Regions from separate parts of the Mus musculus genome. Here region 2 is linked to region 1. The links are chromatin loops, found by intact Hi-C in ENCODE. Cell type or tissue: heart. All regions are shown on one strand. Links, peaks and the distances in the headings refer to the core of each region. The heading gives the core; the rest is flanking DNA. Region 1 overlaps Gm36752 (a long non-coding RNA gene). Region 2 overlaps Nol10 (nucleolar protein 10).

What was found. A loop is a pair of places that touch in the nucleus more often than their neighbours do. Peaks named below come from ENCODE experiments on the same cell type or tissue, not always from the same donor. Only the 100,000 strongest peaks of a DNase experiment are listed, where the experiment ranks them.
Region 2: a loop joins it to region 1, with 7 times the contacts of the local background. A loop is called at or near these places in 4 of 42 quality-filtered maps.

The regions. Positions count from the first base shown.
Region 1 is chr12:17,440,005-17,451,987 of GRCm38, reverse strand. Gm36752 (a long non-coding RNA gene) reads right to left here. Exons shown (of 3, transcript XR_381308.3): 2 at 8,278-8,432; 3 at 6,289-6,884. Among named protein-coding and RNA genes, the nearest start is that of Gm36752, 9.5 kb to the right of the region's middle. In heart, for the core only: no CTCF peak of the experiment used is centred there; a DNase peak (open chromatin) is centred at 7,377; H3K27ac peaks cover 1,489 bases.
Region 2 is chr12:17,383,698-17,395,680 of GRCm38, reverse strand. The region is part of intron 13 of Nol10 (nucleolar protein 10); the gene reads right to left. Among named protein-coding and RNA genes, the nearest start is that of Mir3066, 34 kb to the right of the region's middle. In heart, for the core only: no CTCF peak of the experiment used is centred there; no DNase peak of the experiment used is centred there.

The DNA of each region.
Region 1 (11,983 bases), core at 6,190-8,689:
TATCCTAGGGGAAAAGTGATAGTCTCATTCTAAGAAGGTAATTATTGAGATGAAGATACAAGTCAACCCTGGGTTCAATGTCCAGCACCATAAAAATTTTTAAGTAGAGGAATGCAACTGCTTTATTTGTACAATTGAACATTCTGAAAAATCTGTTAAGAAATATTACCAGACTATGTTAACAATTGACAATTAGTGTCCAGTAAGAAAAATTCACATCTGTGCACCTAAAAAACTTGAGATCAACAATGATGACAAACTGGGAAGCAGTTCTCTGATTTAGAATCTATTCTAATGAAGCGAGCAGGTGGGTTTTCAACACAGCTATTAAAAGTATAAAAACAGAAGCGGGGCATGGTGGCATACATCTTCTTGTAGCTTTTGGGAGGCAGAGGCAGAGAAATCTCTGTGAAGATAAGGCCAGCCTGGTCTATATAGTGAGTTCCAGGGCAACCATTGGCTACAGAGAGAGACTTTGTTTCAAAACACACACACACACACACACACACACACACACACACACACACACACACACGAAAGAGAGGCAGAGACAGAAAGACAGAGAGACAGAGACAGAGAGAGTCAGAGAGACACAGAGACAGAAAGAGACAGAGACCCAAACCTCCCTGGTCAATTTGCAAAAGTGAAAAGACTCCTAATGAGGCCAATGGAAAGTTAATTCATCACGTTTTTAGAGGAAAACAACTGATGGATTTAAAAAGAAGTTCAACCCGGTGAACAACCAAGCCCTTGCTGCTTCCCTTGTCTGTATCTTTGGCTAGGTATTTTCCAAACCAAATCTGAAGTAAATCAACAACTTAAAAGCATACCTTCAGCTCTTTAAGCAATTCACCAAGGCGGGTGTCTCTCTAAGGAAGGGAATGTCCCCTGTGGTGGTGTCCTGCCACTAACACATCACTGTTGGTGTCTGAGGGTGAACGTTTTGTGCCATTAATGAAGACACACACTGGAATGATTAAAAGGTATTACTACTCACACCTTACATGTCTCCCCATTTGGTGTGAATTTCATAAACAGATATGAGAAAGAACTTGTGTGCATAGTTTGCAATAAAGAAAAACGCATAAATATTGCTCCAAGAACATTGTTTTCTGACCCATAATAATCTCTATTTCCCTTACTTAAAAGAAATTAATTTAGTGAGTGTGTCTGATTGTACATAAGTGCGCACATGTGCAGTATCTACAGAGGTCAGAAGAGGAAGTAAGATTTCCTGGAACTGGAGTTCCAGGCAGTTGTGAACCATCCATGTGAGTTCTGGGAACCAAACCCAGGCCTGGGCCTTCTCTCCACATCTGCTTTTTTTTTTTTTTTTTTTTTTTTGCAAACTGATTTGACCTCTCTCCTTAGGGGGTAGTTTCTCACTTCACTTTGAACCCGAGGTTGTGTGGAGTAGTAGAAGGCGGTGGGCTAATATTATATGGTATTATAAAAATCTGGCTCTGAGATAGTCGAGGTCTGCATTAGTCACTGGGGGGAATTCATTCTTGGATCCAGCCAGCCAGTTAGCAGAGACAGGTGCTAGTCTTTGTACACCCCTGAAATCTGAGTTACGTGAGCAGAGCATCTTGAGTGCCCCAGGCTACAGATGATAGCAACCCCACCTGTCTTAGTCAGGGTTACCATCGCTGTGATGAAACACCATGACCAAAGCAACTTGGGGAAGAAAGGGTTTATTCAGCTTCCACTTCCACATCAGAGTTAATCATCAAAAGCAGTGATGCAGGAGCTCGCACAGGGTAGGACCCCGGAGGCAGGAGCTGATGCAGAGGCCATAGAGGCGTGCTGCTTACTGGCTTGCTTCCCACGGCTTACTCAGCCTGCATTCTAACCCTGCAGGACCACCAACCCAGGGATGGAATCACCCGAAATGAGCTGGGCCCTGACTGCCCCATCACTAATGAAGAAAATGCCCTACAGCTGTCTATTATCTTACAGAGGCATTTTCTCAATTAAGAGGACTTCCTCTTTGATGACTCTGGCCTGTATCAAGTTGAGGTAAAAACCAGCCAGGACACTTGGCACCAAAGAATCCCTGCTGAGCCCTGCCCAGATTCCTAGACCTGCAAAGCTGTGGCTGATGAAACAGCAGCTATTGGGAAACATTAGGTGTTGAGAAGGCCTGCTGTGCAAAGTCCTCAGTCTGTGGCACTTAGCCTTTCAGCAGATGTATGTGCCACATGCAACTTATCACTACAGGGCCTCAAACCCATGGCCCCTCTGCCTCAACCGCCTGAGCTGCAACCACAGCCTACATCGCCCCCACCGTGTGTGAGTGTGTAGTTCATTGTCGTGCAGCCATGGTCAACACCCATTTCCAGAACTTTCTCATTCTCATCTCACACTCTAAACCTATTCAATACCAAGTCCTCATCCCTCCTCCCACCAGCCCCTGACAACTGCTACTTAGCTTCCTGGCTTTATGCATCTGGCCACTCTAGAGACCTCAGGTACCTCTTTGTCCTTTTGTGTACCTTATTTCACCTTGCCTAATGTCTTCAAAGGGAAGCCATGGTATGTGTCTGAATCTCCATCTTTTTAAAGGCTAAACTGTATTTAATTCTGTGTTCCACAAATCTCCCTCCAGGCTGTGCGACAAGCTTTTCTACTCCTGGCCATCTCCCCCTCCCCCCCATCATGCCTTGCAAATGCCTGCCTCTGAGCTTTGCTTATTCCACTATTCCCTTCTGGAATGTTCTCCACCTTCTCAAGCCCTGCTTGTGTGTTACAGCTCAGCTCAGGCCCAGTTTCCTGCAGGAAGTATTTCCTCTATGACAGTTGTGTCCCTGGAGTGGCTTTCTCTGTCTCTTGGGGCCTCTGTACGTCTTCCATATGTGTTTGTTTCCCAGTCACATGCCAGCTCCTGGGATGAAAACTTGGTGTCACTTCTTGCTTACCTCAGCTGAGCTATGAGACTTTACACAGCCAATGGCTGGTAGGTAAACATGAGGGGCAGGAACAGGAGCGACCTTAGTTCTAACACCCTAGTTAGTTCTGAGGCACACAGAGTGCCTGCCAGCCCATTTAGCCAGCCCAGACCATTGAAGCCTGGAGTACATACAGTTCAGATTGGAGGACTAATAGGCATGGTTTCAAATTCCTTCTGGGCCGTTCAGTGGCCATTTGGGCAATTGATAGAGACCAAGTAGGAAGAATCATATACAGTATATATATTGCTGCTAGAGGCTTTCTTGGGGTCATGATAATGGCTAATTTTATGGGTCAACTTGATTGGACTAAGGGAGATTCAAATAGCCTATTGAACATTATTTCTGGTGTGCCTTTGAAGAGGTGTCCAGAAGAAACTAACATTTAAATTAGTAGACAGACTGACTGAATGGGCTGTACCTTCACCAGAATGGGTGAGCAGCAACCAACAGAGAGACAGGCCAAGCAAGGGTAAACATGCTCTCTGCTCATCTGGGATGTCCATCTTCTGTCTTTGGATGTTGAAGCTGCAGGTTCCCAGGTCCTTAGATTCAGCCTTATATGGATGTTGGTACCTCTTTCCCTCTCTAATCACAAACCAGCTTGTTTAATGGTTACCCGCTTTCTGAATGTGTTCATATATCCCACTGGTCTGCTTTGCCTGGGGAACCTGTTTGCTGAAGTCAGGTCCCCAAGATTTATGGCATGGCAGAAGGTACACTCCCCCCCCCCCAAACCTGGATCTGGATTTTCCTTACCAGGAAGTAACCCCAGAGCTCCGAGGCAGCAGGTTACCAGGAAGTAACCCCAGAGCTCCGAGGCAGCAGGCTCTTCTTATAAGGGAGCCATAAGAGAAACTCAGAGAAGTAAGATCATCTCCAGCCCTGCCCTCACAACTCCCCCCAACACTGCTTCTCCCGGGCACTGATGGGTCTTCATGGGCTGCCACCATCACCCAACTCCCAAGCCCACACCCTACCACTAGGTCTCAGTTTCATAAGAAAGAAAACCAGGAGTGAGCTTGGCTCCTGGTCACATGACAAGGGGGACATGTTGGGAGCTGGGACAGTTTTGTGTTCAAAGGAAAGAGCCATCTCATGCCTGTTTTGATGTGAACATTTTGCTCTAGTGGGAAGACCTGAAGTGACTCGAGTTTCTTTCCAGTGACATTTTGTCTGATGAACACAAGGGTGTCGAGTTCCATTCTCAGAGAAGACAGTGGATGGGCTCTAGGAGTCACATTTTCCTCGTTACTGGAAAGTCTACATGATTCTAAGTGGAAGGAATAACAAACTTTTAAAAAATATGAACAAGAGAGCTGGCTCAGCAGTTAAGAGCATTTGACTGGACTTGCAGAGGTCCTGAGTTCAATTCCCAGCAACCACAGGGTGGTTCACAACCATCTGTAATGGGATTTGATGCCGTCTTCTTGTGTGTCTGAAGTCAGCTCAGTATACTCATATGAATAAAAATAATAAAAAAAATATGATTAATACTAATGTGTACATAGAGAAATCCAAAGCATTCCAACTTCCTCACCTCTCGCCAGCATCCGGAGAAAGAGCTCCAGTCAGGGTGAGATTCTAGCTAGTGGAGAAAAACATCCTCCAGGTATTTCACCTCTAGATTAGACCCTATGGCCTTGATAGATAGTGGCCTGTTTATTCCTGTCACTGTAAATGCCTTGCACAAGAGCAAGTGTCGGCTGCCCCAGGCATCCTCCAGCCTTCAGTGACTTCAGGACTGCAGCCACCCCATGTGTGGAGGTCCAGTCCACTGTGGGCTGTGCTTCTGTCTTGACCTCAGCCCTTCCTTCCAGGAAGCCTTTCTTTGCCCCCTCTCCAGACTGACGTGTGGGCCTCACTCAAATGATCCTTTGACACGTAGCCAGTGCTCCATGCAGCCCCTCTCCCCCACTCAGGCCTTTCCATCTGGAAGATTAGATCTAAGAAGTGAGGTCATTTGGGCTTAGCCTGACCAGCAGGGACTAGGTCAGAAATGAGCTCTGCATCCCTCCAAGGGAGCCTGTCAGGAACTGTCTGTCTCAAGGCAATTTTCAGGAGGAAAATGGAAGGATTGTTGGAGATAGCAGGAAGTCATGCAAATTGTGTCATGCTTCAGATTTTAAAAGCATACATTAAATCAAACCAAAGCCCTGACTCTACACTATATGCTACAGGGAGGGAAAGGAAACACTAGGCACTGTCTTCAAGGAAAACCAGCCACAGTGGTTAGGTCTGGCTGTCTCCAGGCAGAAAATCCCCGAGTAGTGTCATCTTGTGTTCAAGAGAATATCCCAGCACTCGGGAGGCAGAGGCAGGCGGATTTCTGAGTTCGAGGCCAGCCTGGTCTACAAAGTGAGTTCCAGGACAGCCAGGGCTACACAGAGAAACCCTGTCTCGAAAAACCAAGAGAGAGAGAGAGAGAGAGAGAGAGAGAGAGAGATTAGGACTGTGTTGAGGGATATAGTTCAGTTGGTAGAGGGCTTGTGTAGCAAGCCTGAAGCTGGGTTTAACTCTCAGCACCACATACAAAAAAAAAAAAAAAAAAAAAAACCAGGCATGATGGTGGAAGACTGTATTTTGCAGCTCTTAAGATGTGAAGGCATGCTGGGCAGTGGTGGCGCACGCCTTTAATCCCACACTCGGGAGGCAGAGGCAGGTGGATCTCTGAGTTCGAGGCCAGCCTGGTCTACAGAGTAAGTTCCAGGACAGCCAGGGCTACACAGAGAAACCCTGTTTCAAAAAACCAAAAACCAAACCAAACAGACAAACAACCTCCCCCCCCCAAAAAAAAGATGTGAAGGCAGGAGCGACAGAAGTTCAAGGTCATTCTTAGCTCTATAGCAAGTTCAAATCTAGCCCAGAGCCAAGGAGACCTTGCCATACAGAGAAGGAAGGAGGAGGAAGAGGAGGAGGAGGAGGAGGAGGAGGAGGGAGCGGAGGCGGCTATTTCGTCTGTAGCCTCTCAGTTCTGGCTGTGTTCCCTCAGCTCTTGTCCTGCCCCAGTCCAGCTGCTGGCACTATCTATGACCTTGACCCATGATCTTGAAGTTCCGATCACTGGGAAGAAAGGAGATATGAGAAAGGATCCTTATATCCTACTAAAGATTTCCTTTATATGCATGGGTGTTTGCTGGCATGTATGTCTACGGACCACGTGAGTGCATGGTGCTCACGGAGGACAGAGGGGTCCTTAGGATCCCCCTACAACTGGAGTTTCAGATGATTGTGACCTGCCATGTGGGTAGCTCACATGTACACAGGGTTTCTCTGTGTAGCCCTGGCTTCCAGGAACTAGCTCTGTAGACCATACTGGCCTTGAACTCACAGAGATCCTCTTGCTTCTGCCTCCTGAGTGCTGGGGTCAAAGGCGTGTACCACCAGTGTCTGGCAGGACGCTCACTTCTTAAGGAATAGCAGCTTCCAGATGTGGGATGCTTCATTTTGGCTCAGGTCTCCTTGAACACAACAAAGAGCGGAGGCAGTCTTTGCTCAGGGTGTGTTGGGAGATGGGAGGAGAGCCAGGGTGTAAGCTTTGTGCCATAGGACACACAAGGAAACACGGGCGCATGACAGGCAGCTGGCAGAAGCTGTCCGTCCCTGTCCTTGGGTCCACACACAGAGGCCTAATGCAGACTAGCCTGTGAGGCTCTGTCACATGGACTCTCAGAATCTCCACCCGTGAGGGCCTCTGTCCCCAAACCTGCTGTTTGAGGAGATCTGTGCATAGGCTCTTGTCACCTTCTTCAGCTTGGTCTCCAGGGTGCTCTTAACACTCCTTCACGGTAACAAGACACAGCCTGCTTCGTGCTGGCCGGAAGGAGCTGAAGGACCTAAGGAGTGGTTTCCCATTCCAGTGTCACTCTAAGTCCAAGGGATAGTGACAGTTGGCAAATAGGCCTTTGCGATCTGCAAGGTGTTCACGTGTTGGACCTTGAAGGACAAGAGAAGGTGAGGCTGTGAGGGGACAATGGAAGGGTGGCTGGTGCCATCAGGAACAACTCATCTTATCTCCTTGAGACAGGGTTTCTCTGTATATCCGTGGCTGTCCTGCAACTCACTCTGTAGATCAGGCTGGCCTCAAACTCAGAAATCCACTTGCACACATTGTTGCAGGCCCCATACCCGGAATGAAAACTCCCCTTTGTCCTACCAGACCCCATAGCTCTCTGGACTCTCCTGCTGCAAAGGTGGGATGTGGAAACTGGAAACTGTAGTCACTGCTATGAGGTGGCCCCCAAGCATAAAGGGCTGGGACCTGCTAGGGATGCAGCAGGGCCGCCAGACTCTCAGGCAGGCTCCACTTTCAGGTGACCTGCCCAGGCTCTGCTGGCTTTTTCCATATTTACCCGTGAACTTTCCTTTAAACAATCAAGAGGAAATACGCTCGCCCCAGATGGCCAGGATACACGTGTCTGAAGCTTTTTTTCCAGGGAGGGAGCCGCTAGGCCAGGAGCGCTGGTCACAGGAAGGAAACCTAACCCTCGCCATCAAGGAAGCAATAATCCCACCTCGCTTTCAGGCCCTGAAAGAGAGGCATGGCAGGCAGCAGGCCACGTCTGCAAACCATGAACACTGAGTCCCTCGGGATACAACCTCTCTATGCACCAGCAAGCAAGTCTTGTTGGACTCCTCAGGGGCCATTTGTGCTCCCACAGCCTCGCTCCCTTGGATTTCTCCTCTCCAGAACATTCTTTTTCAGCCCGATTTACAGGGTGGAACTTCAGCTTCACAGGACCAGTCCTTTCTCTGCCCTTGACCCTTGAGGGATCAAGGGGGGGGGGGGTAGCAATAAATGCCATAGGGACCTGTAAGGGCGTGGACAGGGTAGAGTGCTCTGATTAGGGTCTCTAGAATGCTGGTGGGCCCACTGTCACTGCTGTAATGGGTCTCTAACAATGGATGGCTTGGACACCAGCTTATTATGCTGCTAGAAGCCAGGGGCTCTGATGTGGCAGGGCAGGCGCTTTCTCGGGCCAGCAGGAAGGGTCTACCCCAGCTCTCTCCGGGCAGGCGCTTTCTCGGGCCAGCAGGAAGGGTCTACCCCAGCTCTCTCCGGTGTGATTCAATGACTCGAGCTTATGGATTTCTTGTTCTGGTTTCTGCTACCATCTATACGGTGTCCTCCGTGTGTGTGTGTGTGTGTGTGTGTGTGTGTGTGTGTGTGTGTGTGTGTGTGTGTGTGTGTATTCAAATTTTACTTCCTTTGGGATACCAGGCACATGGGGTTGTAGTTCACCTTAATCACAGAATCTTGATTTGACTGTCTCTGTAAAGGTCCAGTTGCTGTTAGCATGTAATATATGAGAGAAGAATTCAGACTTACATACAGCCGGCCAGGACCGGTCCTTCCAGATACTGCACTGCAGACGTTGCTCACTATAGATGCAGAAGAGTTGGGTGGGCTTGACTCTGACATTGCCCCTTCCATTCCCAAGTTAGTCTTCAAGCCACCCCATGAATTGAGGGAATTTATCTTCCCTGTGAGGCAGGAAGAGAGAACTAGCAACACATGGCTATGAGGCATAAAAATGTTAACTCAAAGCCGGGCGGTGGCGGCGCACGCCTTTGATCCCAGCACTTGGGAGGCAGAGGCAGGCGGATTTCTGAGTTCGAGGCCAGCCTGGTCTACAAAGTGAGTTCCAGGACAGCCAAGGCTATACAGAGAAACCCTGTCTCGAAAAACAAACAAACAAACAAACAAACAAACAAACAAACAAAAAAAGTTAACTCAAGGACTCCCAAACGACCTGTCACTCAGACTACCCTAGGCCACTACAATGATTAAATACCCTCCTCCAGAAAACAGTGAAAATCCATCACCTCCAACAGCCAAAGAAGGGTCCACCCTCCGGACTCCGGACCCCAGACTGGGGCTCTTGAGTCACTTGTCCACTGGAGTCCACTCCCATTCTGTGGACTGCGTTCTCTGATTCTATGCCCATCTCTAATAAATCTGCATTTTAGATTCTACTCTGTTCTTGTTGGACGGTTTGCCTGAAATACAAAGAACCTGAACACTGATCATGGGGTACCCTGGGGATTCCTTCAAGAAACACTAGAGACAGAAAGGGGCTAAGAAGCCTTCTAGTCCACTCCCGAAAATCTGACTTCCTGTTGCAGCTATAAATGCATGTGCAGGTACAAATTAAATACCAGAACAGGGGACAGTGTCCAGAGTATGTAAATAACTTCTGCTGTGTTTTATAAAAAAAAAAAAAGAAAGAAAGAAAGAACAAGGAATATGTTTGGTAGAAGGGTGGTATGGTGAGGTGGAAGGGAGTGCTTCGGTGGGCCCATGCTGATCCATCCCTTCCCCCACCCCCAGGTATACGAAAGGTATACTATGGAATAGAGTTTATTTAGGTGGGGGGATTGAGGAGGGAGTAGAGACAGAGAAAGGCAGAGAGAGAGAGAGAGAGAGAGAAAGAGAGAGAGAGGAGGAGAGTCCAGCCATGAACACGTGGAGAGAAAGGGGAGAGAAGGTACAAAGAGGTAAAAGAGTAGGAGTGAGGAGGGGGCAAGCAGCCCCTTTTATACTAAGTCAGGCATACCTGACTGTTGTCAGGTACCTGTGGGGTGGAGCCTAGAAGGAATGCTAACAACTTCCATAAGGCAACAACAATAATAAAAATATGGACCACCGGGAAGTGATGGCTCACACACCTTTAATCTTGTCACTGGAGAGGCAGAGGCAAGAGGATCTCTGAATTTTAGGCCAGCCTGATCTACAGCGTGAGTTCCAGGACAGCTAGGGCTAGACAGAGAAACCCTGCATTGAAAAAACAAAAGAAACACACAAATAAGTAAGTAAGTAAGTAAGTAAGTAAGTAAGTAAGTAAGTAAGTAAATAATAGGACCCAACTAGAAAGCAGGTAAGGTCTTGGAGAGTGGCTGCTGATGGTCTCTACACACCCAGAAAGAGGTGGAGCAGCAACAGGGAAACGCAAATCAAAGATACAGGAGGGGCCTACAAGGTGACTCAGTGGGTAAAGGGGCTTGCTGTCAAGTGTGTCTTGAGATCGATTCCCAGGACCCCTAAGGTGAAAAAAGAGAATCAACTCCTTGGAGATGTCTTCTGACCTATATATGGACACACAGACATGCACACTAAATAAATCTTTGTTTACAATGATGGGGGGGGCATTGTAACTCCTTACATAGTTGAACAGTGTTCACAGCTGCATAATGCATGCTAAACAGCAGGGATCGGGATCGAGCCAGTCTCTGCAGTAACAAAGGGACAGATGGGCAGAATGTGGTGTGTTCGAGCAAACAGGATTATTACTCAGTCACAAGAAAGAGGGGCATGCTAGCATGCTACCGCGGAGATCAACCTTGAACACCACATGGTAAATGAAATGAGCTAGACACAAAAGGTCAGGACTGGACGAGCCCATGCGATGAGGCAACTTCACAGTCAGCAACTAGAGCAAAGGTCGACAGCAGCTGGCCAGATTAGCAGTCAAGGGGCACAGGGTGTCAGCAGGGCAGTAACGAAGCTTTGGAGGAGTACAGTGGAGATGCCACACAGTGGCACATACTTAGTGCCACTGAATTTCATGTTTAAAAGAGGGTTCAAGTAAGGGCTAGAGACAATGGCTTTGCAGTGAAAGGAGCTTGTGTTCCAGAAGGACCCAAGTTCAGTTCTCATTACCCACATGGGGCAGCTCACAACTGCAAGTAACCCTCTTCTAGCCTCCTCAGGCACCTGCACACATGCATACTTACATACACACACACACACACACACACACACACAAATTTAGATTTATTTTCATTTCATGTGCATTGGGGTTTTGTGCATATATGTCTTTATGTCTGCATGATGGTGTCGGATTCTCTGGAACTGGAGTTACAGACAGTTGTGAGCTGCCATGTGGGTGCTGATAATAGAACCTGGGTCCTCTGGAAGAGCAGCCAGTGCTCTAAGTGCTGAGCCATCTCTCCAGTCCCATACATATAACATTTTAAAAATCTTTTAAAAAAATGTTTAAAAGGTCGTATGACACATACCCCAAATGGTGGTTATTTTGTCAATGTGAGAGTCTAGAATGTAGGAGAGAGACTTCTGCATATGCCTGAGAGAGTTTCTAGATGGGATGGTTGTGGTGGGAAGATGCACCCACACTGTGGGCAGCACTATTCCCTGGCTGGGGTCCTGCACTGAATCCAAAGGACAAGGAGAGCTGAGTGCTAGCGTCCACCTCTCTGCTTGACTGCAAATGCAATGGGATCTGGTGCCTCAGGAGTACCCCTCCACGATGCACTGACTTCCCTAACAGTGACCCCAATAAACCCTTTCTCAAGTTTTCATCATGATTCACCGTGCGAAGTGGAGCTGGGCCCAGGTGCCAAACAGACGAGTATGGCAGTGGAGCGGGAGGCTGGCTCTGCTGCCTGGCTCTCCCTGGACCTGCAGATGTGACTCCTTCGGGCACTGGCCTTTTGCATGGAAACCACTTAAGAGCCAGAAGGGAAATTCAAGTTGAGTCATTACTGCAGGATGTGCAAAGGCAGTACCGGCAGGACCTCCCCCCCTCAACTTGGCATCCTCAGAGGAAATGATTTTGTTTTGCAGCCTCCCCTGTCACCTAGCCTGCTCATCGGGGACAACTGTGTTTCCTATCTTAAGACATTTCCAAATGGGGCGTGCTGGCGAGCACTTCTACAAATACATCCGGGAGGAGCCGGCCACACTCCAGATCTGGGGCCCAGTGCCTCCAGGGCTTCTACAGGAAAAGGCTGCAGCTGGCAGGAAGCCTGGGGTCTCCTAGCTTGCTTTCTGGGCAATTAATTAATTAATTAAAATTTAAAAACGGTACCAGAATAGAGCAGATTGGAGGCCACTCAGTCCCCAAAGGGTGCTCACTCCCTTTGCTCCCAATGAAATCAAGACCCCGGGAGGATCCTGTTGTGTTTGCTTGGGCTTCAGCCTCCTCTTTCTTTTCCCAAGTGCCTAGAAACCCACAGATCCACCCATGGGATTCCCCTGCACGCGCCTTTAGCTCTGAAGGCCTACCAGGAGCAAC
Region 2 (11,983 bases), core at 4,235-6,734, 54 kb after region 1:
TAAGCAAGAATGGACTGCCAAAGATGCCCTTATCCAACCAAGACCGTCATTCAAAGACACCTTCCACTGTAGAGAAAGTGAGTAAAGCTAAGCCCTCCAGGAACCATGAGGAACAGATTCTACTGTGAACAGGCATTGTGGGCAAGGCAGGAGGAGAAATGTGACTGGACAGAGGCCCAACAGGGAGAGACTGCGGAGCACATCTGCCAACTGCAAAGGCAGCGTACTCAGAACTGTAAGGTTGGCAAAAAGACCTGCCCAGCACAGGCAAAAGGGGCCATCTTACAGGCTGCTCAGATCTCTTGTACTGAGTGAAACAGAGGCCATCCATCAGAGGGCCGAGGCACAGGGTTGACACGATCTGACTTGCATTTACAAGATCACTCTGATACAGGCGGAGAGACTTGCCGATTCCAGGGATTTAAAGAAACTCTGTTCAGTCATTAACTGACGACTAAGCAAGGCAAACCGAGATTTCTGTGGCTCTCTTTAACAAAGAAATCAGACTTTATAGTTAGTCCAGAAGTCTTACTACATAAACAACAAACTCTGCATGTGGGGAGCGGAGTTCGATAATTTCCACATTATCTTTAAAGTTTCTAGCTTTCAACAACAAAAATGGAGGTGAGGGGCACATGGGGAGAGGGGCACACGGGGTAAGAAATACCTTGTATGTGCTGGGGATGGACAGAACCTGCCTTAGGCACAGCTACCTGCATGCAGTCATAAAGATGCTCAGCAGCTGACAATGGGGGAGGGGTGCTGTACACACAGAGTGAACTAAACCTACCACTCCGTACAAAGGGAAAGGGAGCAGAGCCGGACCCTGAGCACAGGGAAACCCCGAAGCAGCTATCAGAGCATTCCACTTACATGCAATGCTCAGAAGCAGCCCCAAGCGCTACAGTGGCTGGTGGGATGAGGAGAGAGGCGGCAGGCAGGGAGCTTCCTTTTGGTGTGAAGGACCTGAGAGTGAGACGGTGGTGACAACATGATTCTGGGTACATGAGAAGCCACTAGATTATATCCTTTAAAGGACAGAGTTTCTGACAAAGTTGTTTTTTAAACATTGAATTAAGGATCACATGATGCACTTATCTAGAAGACTCAACTCTACCATTCCTGACTTTCAGATGGGGACATTCTCTGGGGCTGGGGCCAGCTGAATTGTCCAGGTTCCCGTCCTGAAGTATGCTCCTCATAATGAGATCATACAGACAGTTCTTCATGAGATCCAGTTAACATTTCTGGCAGGAGTCTTAGGGAGCATGTGCCAAGATTATCACGGAAACAATTTCTGCATTAGGTGCTCAGCTTCATGGAACTTATATTTTTATCAATGTTTATATCTTTTCATTTGTTTCCAAATTTTGGTATTAAATTGAGTTGGAGGTAACAAGTTGGTTCTGGGAGCCAACTTGCCGAAGCCATTCCTGCAAAGCTGAGCCACAGAGGTCAGAAAGACCCGAGTACTGTCAAGGCCACACCCCACACCTGAGAAGACTGCCTACTAAATAGACCCCTGTCTCAAAAAACAAAATGAGAAGAGAAAGAGAGAGAGAGAGACAGAGACAGACAGACAGACAGACACACACACACACAGAGCGAGAGTGAGTGAGAGAGAGTTTAAACCCAACTCATGAAGTAAAAATGAAACGTATCTGTTTGTTTTACATTTAAAAATATAGATGACATATTCATTTCGAGGCAAGAAGAAAGAATCAGAGCCCCTAGCGTTGCGTTACAGGTGGTCATGACTGCGCTGCATGGGTGCTGGAAATCAAACTCAGGCCCTCTGGAAGAACAGTGTGGTTTTTAATTGCCAAGCCACCCCTGCAGCCCCACAAATGGCATATTAAATGACATAAAAACTCCTCAGCTTTCATTTTCCTTCAGCATTGATTGAAACAAAACAAAACAAAACAAGTAGAGCAATGTTACCACAGTTTCATTTTCTGTCGGCTAAATGAGAAGCACATTTTTTTAAGGTCTCCCATCTACTCTTTCCCAAGGAACCTGGCCTTGCATCTCAGCTACAGACTACAATTTGATGTCTATCATACTGCACTTGAATTGCAGAGTATTTCCTAGGGTTTGTGCCCAAAGACTGCATTAACAAGTTGCTGAGTGATGTTTTATGCTTAAAGCCTTTTCCTCTTATACCTTCCTAAGTGCTAAATTCAACCTCACAGGCCCCACAGACATGAGAGGCACCAGGCCGACTCGACAGCGGAGAATGGAGTTCTCTCTTTGATCAAGCACCTGGAAGCGAGTCTTGCTTTGCCGTTTTAGGCTGCCAAGAATCCCGGATGGCTTAGGATGCTGTCCTTGGTTGTCAGCACAGCAGTTGCTTCCGCTCTACCTGACGTCCTGCTGGCAAAGGACGTGCTAGTAAGCCTTCTGCGCACTGTCTGTGCTTTCAGAACCACCCCTCAAGTCTAAGCAAAGCCAACGGTGCTGCGACAAACAAAACACCCAGGGAAGGAGAAGCACACAAACAAAGGGAGAAGAAACTAGTAAGAAGGCTTACGACGTCTTCTCAGAGTTGTACATTTTAACAGTGCTATCCTGGGAAGGTCAAAAACTCTCTTGCCTCGTTACCTCCAGGGGAGCATGCATGGGGACTAGGAAATCCTGAAGGAGACATTTCAAACCCAGCAAAAGACTTCCTACATCCCCAAATGCAGTCAAAGGAGAAATGGAAAACAAACAAACAAAATCCTCCAAACTAAAACAAAAACCACCAATCTGGATTCAATCAGATAAAATGCCAACTTCAATGCTCACGTTTCTCTCTGAGGTCAAAGACTCTCACACTGACCATATCAAGGATCTGAAGATAGTAAATGTGTGTGTAAAGCTGTGAAAAGGGAAGAGTGTGTGTCCTAATAATCTTTTTTAGTGATGTCTCAAGATAGAGTCCAAGCACCATGCAAAAAACCTAACCATTACCATGGCTGTGAAGAAAGCTTTACATAAAAATAAATAAATAATCTCAGAGTAAAAAGAAAGAAGGGTGCTGGGAAGGAAGGTGGAGAAGAAGGTGGAAGAGGAAAAGCGGAGAGGGAGAGAGCTCTTGGGCAGGGAAGAACCATGCAATCTGTTAGGAAGCAGCTGTTCTGGGTGAAGCAAAGATTTAGCCCCACAGTGCTTAACAACCAAAGCAAAGAAAGAGGACCAGTGGCCTGGTGGAAGGAAGCATACCAATAACGTAAGAGGAGAAACCCACTTCTGAAACGGAACTGAAGCAGTCTCTCACAGGTCCATCCGGGCCTTTCAGAATGTACAGCACCCTTTAAGAGAGGTTTACAAAAACTTTATCTGACTTGAGCTGTCATTTATGAAGACTGAAGCTAAGTGGTCTAAGTTACATGACTTAACAGCTAAGACTGACTCTGGGGTATTTAAGATGCACCGTGCAACATTCCAACATGTCACTGCTAGCCACATATGGCTATTTAAAGAAAAATTAAGATGGAACAAAACTGAAAAACTCAGTCCTTTAGGCATCCTGGTCACATCCCAGGTAACCCTGGGTATAGTAAGGACCAGGGCAGACCCCAATCTGCTCTCTGACTATGGACACAATGTGACTAGCCTATTGTCACAGCAATGGGTAAATAAGGAATTTGTTAGCAGGTATAACAAAGTGTTGCACATCTACACAGTCAGTCTTGACATAAAAGATAGAAATAATCTAGTAAGTAGGCTGCAAGAAGGGATACGGGAACCTGAATCAGATTACTATAGGAAAAGTCAGTCTGAAATGACTATGTAGTAGATAGATAGAGCTGTGTATTCTAGAAAAAAGGCAAGCCTATAAGACAAATAGGAGGTCAGGATCTACTGAGGCCTGCAAGGCTGAGAGAGGGAGGAATAGGTTTTTTATTTTGTTTTGTTTTTGTATTTGGATTTTCGAGACAGGGTTTCTCTGTGTAGCTCTGGCTGTCCTGGAACTCACTCTGTAGACCAGGCTGGCCTCAAACTCAGAAATTCATCTGTCTCTGCCTCCTGAGTGCTGGGATTAAAGGCATGTGCCACCACGCCCGGCTGGAACAGGTTTTGATAGGACACCATCATGGTATATAGTGGCACAGTCATCTGTGAAAATTCACCAATGCACAACACCTTGAGTGGCCACTAATGCAAGTTGTAGACTCAGGCTGATGATGTTAAGTCAGCGTGGCTTCAGCAGTGTAGAGATATGCCACCCTGTACAGATTACTGATAGGAAGGCAGGCCCTTCTCCCTGGTCTGTTGTGAGCTAGAAAGCCGTCTAGAAACTGTAGTGAGGAGCAGGTGAATGATGGCATATGGTTATGGGCAGCCATGCAAGGAACAGACAGGCACGCCGACCTTTCCTTCACTTCCGACCTGTCACTTGATTCCCAGCCAACAATACCACTGTGTTCCATAAGAAGGTAAAAACATACTAAGCTGGGTGTGTACCTCTAGTCACAGATACAGAGGAAACTGACACAGGAGGATTGCTTTAGAGCTGGAGTTTGAGATCACCCTAGGCAACACAACTGAGGCCTGATGTCAAAGAAAGTAAGTGGCCAGGGAGTTCAATGCCAGTCAGCTTACATAGCAAGACCCTCTGCCTTTAAATTTTTAAATAAATAAATTTTAAACAAACAAACAAATAAATAAACATAAAAAAGCAAAGCCACACACAGCTTCTCCCTCACTGGGGATAATTCTGTGTTAAGGGGACTAGAAGTCAGATTTTCGGGAGCACAGCCAACAGGAAGACAGACAGTACACATCCGATTGCTGTCTCCCTTTGCTCTGTGTAAGCCCAAATATCTCCACCTTTCAGCTACATTTCTGGCCCTTTGCCTTCTATTTTTAAGAAAAGAAAATACAGCTCCTGGGGAAATGAATCAAAGAGACTAAGTCTTGACTTCAGTCTGACATCCTCAGGCAGTTCCAGCCACGGTGCAAACACGTGCTCTCCCGCTGCCATCTGAATGACGTCACTCACAGGAAACTGGCTTATAGGATTCATTTCCAAAGAAGAATGACAGAGAGATCAGCCAGGAAAGCCCCAAGATGGGAGAATAGAGCTGGTAGGTAAGGCTTGGGTCATCACCAGACTCAAACTACTGTCAGACAGGAAGTCATTCATTTCAAGAAAGAACATTAGACATGTGCTCACTTAAGAAAAAATAGGAATCATCTGATACATTAACATAATGTCACATATGCCATATGTGTAGCAAATATTTCCACATGTAAATTACATATTTTTAAACCAACCAGAACTGAAATCAATGTTTGAAAATGTGGCAGGATGCTCAGAAAATTACTTCCTGATTTATACACTTTAATGCCTTAGGTATGTCTGCTATTTTTGTTGCCCAATAATTGTGATGGGAAGTGGAGAGGGTTTCCTCTGTTAAGAAAAATGTCACAGATACTGTTACTGCCCAAGAGTGTTTAGATTAGAATAGGAAGCTCTCATTTCCTCTTTGGAAAGTTGAAAACAGCACACCTTGCCATCTAACACTGTGTATTTCCTCTCACTTCATAGATATAAACATAAATGAACAACAGTACCAAACAAGAGCATTGCCCTGGAGAACAAGCTCACACTTAAACTCATTTACAGATACAATTCATTTAGGAAGAAATGCTGTGAGCTTGGGTTAGTCAACAAAGAAACAAACAAGAAATCTGAAGACCACTCCTTTCCTTTTGTTAGTTGAAGTTAGTGAAAACATTCAGAACTTGGATTCCAACTCCTTCACTTGAAGTGTGTTGCTCATTAGCCTCACATTCGCCCCCCTTAAGTTAGCATCTGCAATATCCACATCCTTCCAAATCCCCCCCCCACCAGACCCAGCTTCCTTCTCCACCCTTCCTGTAGGTGAACATTAAGCAGCATCCTTTGATGACATCTGCAAACTACCTGTCTCTAAATTCAAATCTGAATTTAATCAGAGTACACCATGTTTTCACTCAAATCCCACTTCTCTTAGCTCTGGCAGCTTCGATGTGTCTGTCCTCACACCCGAGGGCTCTTCCTACACACTCAATGATGGCAGATCTCTGCTTTAGTCCAGTTTGTTGGTGTTGCCTCACCTTACGCACACTGCCTTTAAGATCTCACTTTTCCTTACATCATGAAAACATGCTTTCTGAGAATGGTTATACCTGATAATTCCTGAACTTCTAAATTTCACCAATCTATAACTACCAGAAAAACTTCTCAATGAATACAAAGACTTTCAGGAGAACCCCTCACTGTCCCCTCTGTCATATATCCCATGTACACAGGTGTCTCAAAGGCTCTTGGACTTCATTAGCTGAACAAAGTCTTCTGTTGTTTTTTATAGATGTGGTCTTCATTGCCCATTCTAAATTTTCTAACTATATCTTATAAACTTCCCTCCTTTTTGTATTTTGGTCATTATATGTTTCTTAGCTTCAATTTCATTGTTTTAAATTCTTACACAGACAGCAGGTTTTAAATTCAAGTTGAATATAATCAAATGGAACAGAAAATTAACTTAAAATGTCATGGGCAATGTGGTAGCATATGCCTTGTACTCTCAACACTTGGAAGATGAAGGTGGAGGCAGGAGGCTCTAGAGCTATGGTGTGTAGTAAGACCCTGTCTCACAAAGAAAATTCTGGGAGCACAGACCTATGTGTAATGAACTCTAGAATTTTGGTTTCTTAAAACAAAACAAAACAAAACAAAACAAAACAAAACAAAACACAGAAATATAGTAAGAATGCTTTCTCTTAATCCCAGGAGTGAGGATAGAAGGCTACTTTGTAGCAGCTATGACTTGCTCTCTCACTATGTCTCTCTATCCTTTCTCTCCTATCCAGTGATAGGGGGTAAAACCAAGGATTGGGGGCCGGGGGGGGGGGGAATAAAGGGTGGGAAAAAGAAGAACCCACAAAGTAGCAAAGACCAGCTACAAGCAAAGAAGAAACAAGAAAATAGAAATTAGATTCAGAGATCTCTATCTTTCTCTCTTCCCCATATCCTTCTTTCACTCCTATCTAGTGATAGGAGGTGAAATGAGGAGGGGAGATAGAGGGTGAGAAAAAGAAGAATCTATAAAGTAGCAAAGACCAGCAACACTATTGTGCCAGCCACTTGGCTGACTGAGGCAGGAAGAATCTTGAGATTAAGCCCAGCCTGAACCACAGAGCAAGACTGATTGCTAAACTGCAGAGCTAAGCTGGACACTTAGTAGGAATTTATCTCAAAATGAAGTGTGAAAAGGACTGGGGCTGCAGCTTAGAGGTAGCAGGCTCCTGGGCATGCATAAGAGCCCAGCATCCATCCCCAGTCCTACAACCAAACCAAATCAAACCTTAAAAACCCTTTGGAGCATTCCCTCAGTTGGAGCAACACTAAACAAGCAGGTGTTGCGCACCCAGTGATGAGCCATGCCCAGAGCCCTCCCAATGTGCTGTCACTGTGAAAATGTGGGGAAACCACAGTATTTGTCCTGGGGCTGCTGCTCATCAACCACAGAGCACCACAGAAAGAACTGCATGGCTGCTCCTACAAGCTCCCAAGAACAACACATCACTAGCTCTGTCCTAGATGCAGAAGGGAAGGGACCTGGCAATCAGAGCTGAAGGAAAGAAGAAGCCACCACTCTCTGCTGAAAAAGCTCTCCCAGGTCAAGATTAGTCCAAGACAGGTGCCTGGAGAGCAGCAAAAGACAAGCCCTAACTGAAAATGCTCACACGGTGTGCACATGCTCTGGCGGGATCCCCGCTCTCCCCCGATCAGGAAACGGGGTTGAGAAGACAGCGAGTGAGTGTTGAGGCCAGTACTCACTCAGTTCTACCTACTCCGAAACCTAAGCTCCTTCCTTACCTTGGGCGAGACAGACAGAGTAAGGAAAGAAACCCTGGCTCCAGCTTTGCTAACGAACGGTTATCTGACCTTGAACAAATAATCCCATGCCTCAGCTATAAATCAAGGTGATGGCTTAGCCAACCTCAAAGATTCCTTCCTGCTCTCTGTTCTGGGCTTCAAAAGCTTCCTCCTCCCTTCAAAGCACACCCAACATGCCTGTAGTAAGGAGGCATTCAGCAGAAACTTGTCTTGCTTGTGTTCTGTCTTGTATATCCTCTGCTTGCTGGCAGAGTCCCTCGGGGATAGGGCTGGTTTTTTTTTTTTTTTTTTCCTTTTTCTTTTTTGGCCTATAGCACTACTTCCCCCAAACCAAAGGAATATGTTGCTACTAGTCCTATAAAATAGAGATTTCTAACACAACTACTTGTTACTGTATCCAAGAGTTCTCAGATTCAATCAGCCTTTTAAAGGAAAATGGCATCAATCATTTCCAAAATTTACGTGCACACTACAGTAACAACAATTCAGCACATGGTACTGTGCCAATAGATAGCTCATCTAGGGAGCTCTCTGGAGTATCAAGTCAGTGCTCAAGATGAGCCTTGCACTGAAGCAACTTCACAGGGCTCATCCAGCAGGGGACTCAACAGAATTTCCACAAACTCCAGTGAATAGCACAGGTCCATACGTGAAGAAAAGCAAAGACCCTGTCTGGCCTTTCACACATGTACCACAGCAGCAATTATTCCTTACATGCAAAGCAACTTTTGCAGAAATGTTGATAAACATACAGCAAAAGCTCCGTACCCTTGGCTTTCGTCCAGGAAAAGGATGAAACCAATCTGTCCTACACTCAGAATCACCACCAGACCTTTGGAATTAAGTCCTAGCTGTAGAAACCTTACAAAACAGGTAGCTGGTCCTCACAGGCCCCTGGTCTTCATACAGTACAGCATCAAGACTGTCTGACTCTGGTATGATGGGATCTGACACAGGTAGCCAGGAGCTGCCCAAAACGAATGCCAAAAGCTGTCTGGTGGTCAGTCCCCCCCTTCTGACAAGCTTCCTCTGTGCCTCTGTGCATCTCCACTCAATGTAACTTTATTCCATGTGAACTTCTAACTTCCTATACTTCTCTTAGGGTCTGGTTATGAAATACGCCTCCTTCCCTTGCTTAATTAATAGGTTGTTATTTTCCAAAAAAAAACAAAAAACAAAACAAAACACAATTTTTTTTTGGTACTATGTGTAAGAGTCAAACTTACAGATTTTTAAAAAAGTTATCCTTTAACAGTTTTGGAGGTCTCTTGCCCCCACAGACAGACATGAGTAGACTTTCCTTGTCCAGGCTTCATGGGGCCTGGCTTCCACAGATGAAGCCAAGAAGCAGCAGAATTCTGCTCTTTTGTTCTTAACCTTTGTTTTTCTGTTTAGAAAGCTGGGAATGTACCACAATGGCAGAGTGCTTGGCTAGCATGCACGGGCCCTAGGGATAATCCCTGGGTGTCCTGGTTTGCTTTCTACTGCTATGATAAACACTGAAAGCAAGTCGGGGAGAAAAGGATTCATTGGGCTTACACGTCCCAAGCACAGCCCACGGCTGAGTGAAGTTAGGGCAGGAACCATGGAGAACTGCTGTTTACTGACTTGTCCCTCATGGCTTGCTCATCTTACCTTCTTCCTTTCTTCACACCCTGCCCTCATCTTTCCTTCTTCCTTTCCTTTGGGGCAGGGTTTCACTATGTATCACTGGCTAGATTAAAACTCAACAAGATTAGCTTTGAACTCACAGAGATCAATCTGTCTGCTTCTTCCTCCTAAGTGCTGGGATTAAAGGCATGTGTCACCATGCCTTGCTTTCTGACACCACCCAGGACCACCTGCCTAGGTCACCACTGCCCAGAGTGGGTTGGGCCCTCCCACACCACACATTAATCAGTAATCAAGAAAATGCCCACAACCTTGCCTATGGCATCCCAATAAAGGCAATTAATACCTCAATCAAGATTCCAGCTTCCCAGATTATTCTAGCTTGTATCAAGCTAACAAACCAACCAGCATACCAGAAACCACCACCTGCCCAAAAAAACAAATTCCTCTCTAATATTTCATTTTGGTTAATATATGGCTGGCTTAGCTGGCAATGTGGTCTGACCATTTGGTGACCCCTATAAGTAGAAATGGTTCTTACCAAGATCTGTTTTCAGCAGGGAATCTGGTCTCTAGCCTTTTCTGTCTACCTTAAAGAACATCTATAACTGTGCGAGCAGTTAGGACATTACTCTGGGCAAATGGATAGGTTGGCTACTGGACTAGTAACCAGTTTTAAGCAGATTACAGGATTTATACTTGTTCTGTTTGCATTTTTTACTGTTTAAGTCAATCTAGATGTTATAAGAAAAACAGACTGCAAAGCCAGCTATGGGAACGTGCAATACGATCCCAAAACACTGGAGGTCAAGGTAGTAACAACTGCCTGGATCGCACAGGAAGACCCTTGCTAAACAAACAAACAAACAAACAAACAAACAAACAAACAAACACAACATCCCAGAACACTAGAGGCCAAGGTAGTAACAACTGCCTGGATCGCACAGGAAGACCCTTGCTAAACAAACAAACAAACAAACAAACAAACCCAACAACAACAACAACAAAACCCAACCCAACAACAACACAAAAGGCAAATGGCAAGGGGGACAAAAGTAAAAGGAGAAACCTGAATTAAGAGGTCAAGGCAAGCCTGTGAGCCAAGCACGGGCAGGCAAAGGGCTACTGCTGAGGTAGCGCTCATGGACACAGGACATGCAGTTGAGACATCCAAGTGGAAGAGCTGAGGAGACCAGAGCAGACATACATCAGGTGAGGAGAAGGCTGGCGAGGAATCTGGTAGCTGGTCAGAAAGCATGGGGCAACGAGCTACCAAGGAGTGAATTCAAACAGAAAGGCAGGCTCTCCACGCCTTTAGAGGGAGAGAATAGAGCCAAACCCGGGCCCTGGGACACATCAATGGGAGAGAAGAGCCAGCAGAGAATGAAAGGGCCAAACAGGGGAATGTAGTGTTACATACAACATAAAGCTGCACGGAGTCACAGTCACCATGGAAGACAACTCTGATGTGCACATGACGTGCATATCAAAGTCGAGGGAATTTGACTGCCTGTACACCCGGCTGTCCAGGAAGAGCAGAGCCTGGACCCTGGCCACCCTTACCCTGCTACTGTTATGTTTCCAGGCATTTACGATACAGACCCAGGTTTGTGCTGTGATCACAGACAAAGATGGAGCCTCAGGCCTTCAAAAGTTGAAAGTGGAGATGCTGCTTTTAAAGTATTTGCATACTACTTGTAAGCGGGACAGGGTTAATATCCAAGTATGGCAGAGACTGAGACAAGGCTCTGCTGCTGAGCATCCTGTCTCCTCTATGCACCAAATCAGTTTCGCTCAAGTTCAAATGTCATTTCTTACCATAAGCACTAGTGCAGGTTAGACAACAGTCTTTGGGTTAGTTTTGTTTTTAAGATTTGCATGCTTTCTTACTACTAGTGATTGTATGTGTGCGTGCACATGTGTGCGAGTGCACAGCCATATAAAGGACAGAGGGCACTGCAGGTATGCACTTGTTGCTTTCCACATTGCTTTTTGAGTCCCTCACTGAACCTGGAGCTTTAGTTTCTGGCTGGACTGGCTGGCTGCAGGTTCTCAGAACCTGCCTATCTCTGCATCCAGCACTGGGATTATAGGGACTCACCACTGCACCTGGCATTTATATGGATGCTAAGGATCTGAATTTTGGTCCTCAGACTTGCACAGCAAGCATCTGCCAACCGAATCATCTCCCTAGCACCCCTACCCCATCCTTCATGCTTTTAATCTGCCCTATTTGTAGGGACAAGGTATTCCAAAAATACCTTCCAATTTTTAAATTAAATAGTAGATGTTAAAATATTTTGTCAGTATATTTTGATGATTTATAATTAGCAATCAAAATACAGAAAATATAGAATATTTTTTCTAATAAACTATTTTGAAATAAAGTAACTGCCAGGATTGAAAGGTATGTTAAATGACATTTCATATAATCTTTATAGCAGCTTAAATTTACATTTCAAACAAAATTGAAAATATATACCTCTAAGTAACTCAGTT